Linked DNA regions of Homo sapiens: region 2 is linked to region 1. Evidence: read pairs that join two places in POLR2A ChIA-PET (ENCODE). Cell type or tissue: endothelial cell of umbilical vein. All regions are shown on one strand. Links, peaks and the distances in the headings refer to the core of each region. The heading gives the core; the rest is flanking DNA. Region 1 has its middle 310 kb from the start of LINC02141. Region 2 has its middle 500 kb from the start of LINC02141.

Region 1 (4,407 bases), core at 106-4,105:
CCAAGATTGTGCCACTGCACTCCAGCCTGGGTAATAGAGTAAGACTCCATCTCAAAAAAAAAAACAAAATCACCACTAAAGAAGGCCTGCAAGGTATGAGACAGCTTACAGACCATCTACTGTATTGATATGGCATGGGTTGCTGCAAGGAGACGTACCTACAAGTCTAGTTTTGGTTTGGATATTGGCAGTACTATGGAATGTCTCAAGGCAGATTGCCTTTGGCAAGAAGGACTTTCTTCTTTCTACTCTATTCAAAGAAAGGATGTTTTGAGGATGTTGTATAATTTATAAATCCAAGCCAGTATAATTTGCCTTGGGTACTATTGCTGGATCTTTGCCAATCATTATAGTTAGTGAATCATATCTTACTCACATTGCTGTGCCTTTTAGTGGGTATCTGATACAGAAGAAACCATGGAGTGAAAAAGTCTTCCTTTCTTGGGGCCTTGGATAGGTGAGTAGGGATCAGGGTAGTCTAGCCAATCTGTTTTCTAGATTGTTCTCTCTTACCTTACTGAATGAATGCCTCATTTTATAGAGATCCAGAGAAGGAAGGTGACATTCTCCAAGCACATGAAAAAGATGGAAATCTGAGACTTGATGCTAGACAGCCATAGCTTTCCAAGCTCTCCTATATGATGCCACCAAAAGAAGAACAGCGAAATATCCATTCGCTAATGATCACTTTTACTATTGATGAGCCTTGTTTCTCCTACACATTAAAGCCTTTGTAGTTGCATTGTGTGAGGATAATTTTAGGAGTCAACGTAAATGGATTAAGGGTTGCTTAGAGAACTGGCAAAGCATTCTCTCCTGGTGTGTCTGTGAGGGTGTTTCCAGAGGAGATTGGCGTTAGAGTCAGTGGACTGAGTGGGGAAGACCAACCATGAATATGGGCAGGCACCATCCAATCAGCTAGGGCCTAATGTAACAAAAAAGAGAGAGAAAAGGTAATTTCTTGTCTCTCTCCTGCTCTTTGACATAAGAATTACAGACTTTTATACCAGTTTCCCCCATCCCCAGGCTCTCAGGCCTTCAGTCTCAAACTGAGCATTACACTATCGCCTTCCCTAGTTCTGAGGCTTTTAGACTCGGACTGAGCCATGATACAAGCATCCCTGGGTCTCTAGTTTGCAGATGGCCCATTGTGAGATTTGTCAGCCTCCATAATCATGTCAGCCAATTCTCCTAATAAATTCCTTCTCATATCTCTATCTCTATCTGTATCATCACTATCCGTATCATCTATGTCTAAATGTACACATCCAATTGATTCTGTCTCTATGGAGAACTCTGACCAATACACATTGTTCCCTATCAGTGCTTATTTATTATTCTCACACTGATATATTTCCAGAATACCTACATATGCCAAGGTAGTAATTTGGGGAACTGATCCTGTGAAATAAAGAAAATGTACTATTAGTTTGTCAGAAATGGTGAAGTGCAAATCCTTCATTTACTCTCTGTCCTCTTTTCAGCTTGCATTTAATATCAGAGAAGCATCCCATCAGAGCTTGAGATCCATATTGGTGATTGCATAGTTACTTTGCGTGCTCTGCTCTGCTGTTTCTTGATTATAATTGAGTCACTTACACAAATCTGAGTAAAGGCAGGAAATCAGCCATTTGTGATGAATAATTCCTGCAAATTGGATGCAAGTCTACATTTTATAAATTCAGATTAGGTAATATTTCAGATTCTCAAGAAGAACCCTACAGGTAGGTATATTATATGATCTCACTCAATAACACATTCATTACGCACAATTAGGTTGACTGCACGCCCCCATTGTCTGGGACAGTCTTGGTTTTTACCTCTTGTCCTATTTACTATTTGTCTTAGGCAAAAGTAACTCACTTGAGAAGGTAAATTATATGGTCATCCTGTACAACATAAATATAATTTATGTGCCTCTCAATAGGCAATGCAGCCCTTTAGAAACTGCATAGGTTTTAGAGTCAGGTGGTCCTGAGCATAAATCTCAGCTCTGCCATCCATTAGTTAAGTAATCTTAAGAAAATTTCTAAACTCTCTGGGATTCTGCTTCCTCAAAGTGAAATGTAAAAATCTAGCTCGGATTTCCATATTAAGATCATTGTGAAGATTAATTAAATCCTGCATGCACACAATGCCTGAAGTATAATCTGGTATTATATTTTATTTTATTGACAGATGCATTTCTCATCAGAAACATTATAAGAGTGAAATTTTATTTTTATTTTTTTTTATTATAGCAGCACAATTCTTTTTTTTTTATACTTTAAGTTCTAGGGTACATGAGCACAACGTGCAGGTTTGTTTGTTACATACGTATGCATGTGCCTCGTTGGCGTGCTGCACCCATTAACTGGTCATTTACATTAGGTATATCTCCTAATGCTATCCCTCCCCCCTCCCCCCACCCCATGACAGGCCCCGGTGTGTGATGTTCCCCTTCCTGTGTCCAAGTGTTCTCATTGTTCAATTCCCACCTAAGAGTGAGAACATTCGGTGTTTGGTTTTCTGTCCTTGCGATAGTTTGCTGAGAATGATGGTTTCCAGCTTCATCCATCTCCCTACGAAGGACATGAACTCATCCTATATTTATTTATTTATTTTTAGATGGAGTTTCACTCTGCGGCTCAGGCTGGAGTACAATGGCGTGATCTTGGCTCACTGCAACCTCCGCCTCCTGGAGGAGTTCAAGTGATTCTCCTGCCTCAGCCTCCCTGGTAGCTGGGATTACAGACTCCCGCCACCACACCCGGCTAATTTTTGTATTTTTAGTAGAGACGGGGTTTGGTCATGTTGGCCAGGCTGGTCTCGAACTCCTGACCTCAGGTGATCCACCAGCCTTGGTCTCCCAAAGTGCTAGGATTACAGGAGTGAGCCACCACACCCGGCTAGGATTTGTCATTTAAAAGAATTTAAACTTACACTTCAAAATAAATGCAGACTGAATCCTGCCTACACCCTCCCCCAGAAAAACACCATGAAATTTGTAAGGTAAAAAATAGCTAGTTTTATAAGTAGAAAAAGATACATGTATCAAGTGAAATAATGGATAATGGTCAGGGAAGTTTTAGCTAAGCAATGCTAAGGGATTGGTTTCCTTGAAAGCTTTTTCTGCTAACTCTATCCCCTCACAATCCCAGCTTTGCTATTCATTTCCTTTTTCCTCTCTCTTTCTCCTCTCTCTTTCTGTGATCCTTGAAGGAGGCAAAGCATGACTGCTTCTCCACATCCCTATGTCAGACATTGGTGGATCCATGAGATGCTGCAATTAGAAGTATTCCCAGCTTTCTATGGCATCTTCAGCTAGTCCCCCAGATAGCAGGATGTGAACTCTCATGCCTTTGATTTTCTCCTTTAATGATAAACAAAACTCGGCCTCATCGAAGAGAGGCTTGCAGAGATTTGTTGGGCTTCACAGCCAAATCCATTAGCCCTTTGATGTTCCATCCTCCTCAGCAACTCCTTTCTCATTTTCTTCTGTGAAGTCAATAGCTCATTATTGTTTTCCATCTGCATTCAATCTTTCAGTTACTATCCACAATAATAATAATAATAATTGTGTTCAAGTTTATTTCCAATCTAAAGATCCACTGATATAGATAAATTGCAAATACCCATGCTGCTTTTACTTTCATTTTCAACAGAAAGCACCACTTGAATGATACTTCAATAATACAGATTTTATAATCTTTCATAAATACTTTATCTAGGTAAAATGTGCATCTGGAGGGTAAGACTATTGCAATTTTTATTGTATGTAAGAGTCTTCAAAATAACTCCAGCTACTACTTATACAAAATCTTACTTTAAGTAAACTCATATTAGCTACTGTAATTTTCTTGGTTAATGTATTTGGAGTAAAAAATGTTTAGATAAAAATTCTTGTATTATTTTTTAGACAAAATCTACAATTATATTAAAGATATAAAAATCATCTTTGGAAAAAATTTTAACAAAATTATGTGTACTATGATATATACGTGTGTGTGTGTGTGTGTGTGTGTGTGTGTGTGTGTGTGTGTGTACATAAGGGAGTATCCAAAGAATGAACCATTAACAGCCCACAAAGCATTCTGTAATTGTCAATCCAATTTCTCCCTCCTTTCGCATCCTATAGAGGAAGATACCTAGACACAAATAATAAAATCCTGAGGAGGAAATTAAGAGAAAGAAGGCCAAAGCCTTAGAGTATAGGGTACAAAAGACCCAGCATTTAATATAAAAAACTGCAGCATATTCAGGAGGTAGATGAGGGCAATTTGGTGGCCAAATTGTTCACAATGAAATAGCTGACCCTGTCCTTGACCACTCTATTGTCCCACAATTTCATAGTCAAACCATTATCAAATTGTGTCATTTAAACTTGTAAAATGTACACTAAGACCTTGGTTGAAGTTTTCATCCTTC
Region 2 (4,407 bases), core at 136-4,135, 810 kb after region 1:
CTCTACAGAGATTATAATCTTGCCCAGAAACAGGTAAAGCCTCTTCAATTTCGTGTGGCCAATAACCATCATTCAATGAAATATTAATAGAAATCCCAAGAGAAAGGACTAAAAGAAAAAGTACTAACCATAGCAAGAGACTCACAGGTGATCCAGGTATTATGACTGTCAAGCAAAGACTTAAATAGCTTATTAATATCTTCAAAAATAAGAGGCAAGATAAAGAATACCATCAGAGAACTGGAATCTATAAAAGAATCAAATGGAAATTATAGATGTGGACCTAGCAATTATTGAATTTCAGAACTCAGTAAAATGGGTTTAACAGCCGATTAGACACAGGTGAATAGATCAGTGATTTGGAAAAGATGTCAGTAAAACCATCCTTAAACTACAAAGGGGAAAATGGACGAAATATAAATAAAATAGAGTAAAGGGGCATGAAAAGGACGAATATATGTGTAATGAAAAACCTAAAAAGGAAAGAAAGAGAATGTGCAGAAGCAATTTAAAATACATAATAGCCAAAAATTTTCCAGAACTGAAGAATGATATTAAGCAATAGATATCAAGCATTATCAACCTCAAGCAGCATAAATACACAGAAAAGCACAACTAATACATCTTAGCAAAACTGATCAAAACAAAAAATAAAGAAAACCTGTAAAATTTTTTCATAATGAAAAAGACTAATAGCTTTATATTTCTGCAGAAATATTGGTGTTTTTAAAGTGCTGGTAGAAAACAGAACTATTCATAATAGGCAAAATTTGCAGGTAACGAACATATTCATTAACTAAAGAACAAATAACTAAATTATGACATTTTATTACATGTGCCATACATCAATTAAAATAAATTACCTAATGCTACATACAGAAACATGGATGAATCTCACAAACAAAATAATGAGACAAAAAAAGCAGACACAAAGGAGAATATAACACTTGATTTTATTCATATCAAATCAAATTCAAAAATAGACAAAGCTAATCTGTGGTTTTAGAGATTAGGACAGAAGTTATCATTGGGGAAGAAGGGTTAGTGACAGGGAGGAATCATGAAGGGTATTTTAAAGTATTGTTAACATTCTCTTTCTTGATATGGCTGAAATTAATTTTTTCCAAGCTATAAAACTGGGAATTTTGTACTTTTTAATTCATATTAAAATTTAATTACTTAATTCACATAGAAAAACAGTAAAGTAAAAACTCTTACTTTAAACTGTGCTCCTATATCAGTGCCTTAACAAATAAAATGTGCAGGGTCATGATCATTTTGAACAAAGTAGAGTAAACTAATTCCCCTACAGTACATCCCACTGCCCCAAAGGTAGCACTTTCAGGGAAACCCAAGATGCCACCAATGCCACATTCTAATATAAATCATGCACCTATAGAAAGTTTTAAAGTTTAATGCCAATAACATCAGTTTTTCACACCCCTTCCCCCTACTGTTAAATCTGCTATTGCCTTCCACTCTGACAATTGCCAAATATAATGGGGAATTATAAATTAAACTCCTGGGTTCTTAAGCAAACATTATACAAGTTTATCTCTGGAGGAAATACATTCCTCAAATTCAAAGGCAAAGTTTCTCTTTGTTAAGTTACAATGGACTGAATACAGGGGAAATTATATGATATCTATATTATCATAGAACCTATTTTCAAAAAGAAAAAGAAGAAACTTTATTCTTTAGCCAGAAAGTATGTATTTTAATTAAATAGAAAGTTTCCCATTATTACATTTGAAGTTAGCTCTTGGTTAAGAAATATTGGAGAATTTCTTATGTTAATATAAAATATGTTGTAGTCTAAAACTGTAATGATAATTACCACCAAATTATATATTCTGATTATGTTTAAAATGCATGTGTTTATATGTAACATGTATTCATGAGAGTGTCTCGAAAACAAAATGAGCAAACAAAAAACTAAAAAGGCCTCTTAAAACACACAATCATCATGGTGTTAGAAAAAAGACCTTTTAAGACAGTGTGACCCTCGTGTACACACAGAGGCCATGGCCCATGGAATTGGAGCCCTGAAAACCAGGACATGGCTCTGTTTCCTATGCTGAAAACTAAATACTTCCTTATAGCCAAAAATAAGGAACAAAGACATATGTTGACCCCAATATCCTACGCTTGGCTGAAGTGGAATTTTGTCTTCTAGTACTTCTTGGCTGTGTTTGAGTTCCAACCAAAAGCTTATTGCACTTTACCTCTTTCCTATAAGTTATTGAAGGAGTAATTACTTGACATGCTTTCCTCTGCCTGTGGAAAAATAAAGCTGATAGCATAAAACAGGTCTCATAAAAAATCAGTAGTCACCCAGCCTGTGACATGCAACCAGCTGAAAGCTGATCCCTGCTGAGCCTTTCCTTCAGCAGCATTTCTGTGAACAGAGTCCCAACTGCTGATGACCAAGCAACAGGAACAGATAAGAAATGACCTGGGAGGCCAGGAGACTGGTCTGGACCTCCCTGATTACAGTTAACTTACTACATTGTCCCTGTTCCAACAGTGCCCTTTCAGTTAAATGCAATAAATCTCCTCCTCTTTAAGTGACAGGGAGCCTGATGGTTACTTTGGCTTTCAGGAATGAAAAACGGGGAGAAATGAACCTATCTAAAACAGGGAGAGCAAATAGCCACCTGCTGAGACAAAGCTCTAAACACAAATGTGAACACTGATTTTTTTGCTACGTGTTGATCTTAGAAGTGATTTTTATTTCTTGTGTAGTACGATATTTCACAAATACCCTACAATGTACAATTCCCTTTCTAGAATTTATTATTTCATAATTAGAAGAGAAAAAAAAAACAACCAAGGTAAGCTTTTAGCTCCCAGCCCTCAAAAATATCTTAAGTGATTTTTGTCTTTCAAATATTGCCTGCATTCGTTCTGTGAAATACTCCTTTCTTCTAAGATTTGGGAGAGTAGGAAATCAGTAGAACATACGTCAAACAGCTGACACCTGCCAATCAAAATTGAGTCGGTTTCACCCAGATAAAACCTGCATCTGACTTAGGACATTTCTCACAGTTTCTCATGGAAACTCGGAGACTGTAATTTGTACCTCATTCCCTATCATTTAATAGTATTATTTGCTCAATTTGAACAGGTGTTCGGCAAAGATAATTAACATTTGTTTAGTGGTTCTCAACTTTGGTGAAAATATTTTTTTTAATCCCAAAACAATGCAAAGTACATCTTTGTGCACTTCCCACTTAATAGATGAAGACATTGAGAATTTTAGAAGCAATCACACAGCTAAAATATGGAGCAACTCCAGAATTTTATTTTATGTCTATATGCTTTGAAATTTGTACTCTTCCTCCATCTATGTCATCCTCCTCCCTGCTGAGAAATGTTGCTAGTGCTGTTTGTTTATGCAAATCAACTAGATCAGTCTCCCTGATTAAAAGCAAAATACTAATACAGTCAGCCCTCCCTATCTGCCTATTTGGAAGGCCCCCTAAGGGACTTGGGCATCTGGGGATTTTGGTATTTGCAGGAGAAAAGGCAGGATGTCGTGTCCTGGAACCAATCCTCCATGGATACTAAGTAGTAGTAGCCAACTGTAGCAGCTTTTCTGAGTTTAGACGCACTAGTTCCCAAATTACATCTTAATCTCCCCTGTCTGCTAAAACAAGGTTTTTCAACCTTGGCACTCTGGTATTTTGGATCAGATAATTCCCTTGAGGGGTAGGAGGTGGGCTGTCCTGTGCATTGCAGAATGTTTAGCAGCATCTCTGGCTTCTACCTACAAGATACCAGTTGCACTCCCCCACCCCAAATCATGACAATTGAAAATGTCTCTAGATATTGGCCATGTTCCCTGAAAAACAAAATTGCCTCCAGTTGAGAACCACTGGCTTAAGGAATCTAACCAGCAGTTAAAACTTCAAAAGAGTTTGTATTCTCTTCTCTCTAAGCAAAGCCATCTTACACATTTTAAAAAGATCTCTTCTCTCTCTTGTAAGTCATTAAAAGACTCAGATTCTTCAGTGCGACAAAGTGTGCTTCAAAATACTATTCATCTTTCTGGGAAATTTACTAAACTTCACATTGCCCATTTGTAGTTGCATGTTAGGTATAATTTATTAGTCAATTTCACAAGATTTTTTCTCCCCACGTGCGGGCCCTGAGACATAGATGGCAGATGTCTGTTACTTAGATGTCCATTTTCTGTTGCTTAGAACAGACTACCTGGAACTGGGTAATTTATATAGAAAATGAATTTATTTCTTAGAGTTATGAGGGCTGATGAGTCCAAGGATAAGGGGCTACATCTGCTGAGGGCCTTCTTGCTGGTGGGGACTCTCTGCAGAGTCCCAAGACTATACAAGATGAGGAGGTGAGCATGTTAGCTCAGGTCTTTTTTCCTCTTCTTTACAGTCA

The links. ChIA-PET counts read pairs that join two places held together with the same protein. Peaks named below come from ENCODE experiments on the same cell type or tissue, not always from the same donor. Only the 100,000 strongest peaks of a DNase experiment are listed, where the experiment ranks them.
Region 2: POLR2A ChIA-PET joins it to region 1 with 5 read pairs; 2 of 35 experiments call an interaction of 5 or more read pairs at or near these places.

Annotation. Positions count from the first base shown.
Region 1 is chr16:60,162,266-60,166,672 of GRCh38, reverse strand. No RefSeq gene overlaps it. Among named protein-coding and RNA genes, the nearest start is that of LINC02141, 310 kb to the right of the region's middle. In endothelial cell of umbilical vein, for the core only: no CTCF peak of the experiment used is centred there; no DNase peak of the experiment used is centred there.
Region 2 is chr16:59,354,949-59,359,355 of GRCh38, reverse strand. No RefSeq gene overlaps it. Among named protein-coding and RNA genes, the nearest start is that of LINC02141, 500 kb to the left of the region's middle. RefSeq lists an enhancer at 2,297-2,591. In endothelial cell of umbilical vein, for the core only: no CTCF peak of the experiment used is centred there; a DNase peak (open chromatin) is centred at 2,415.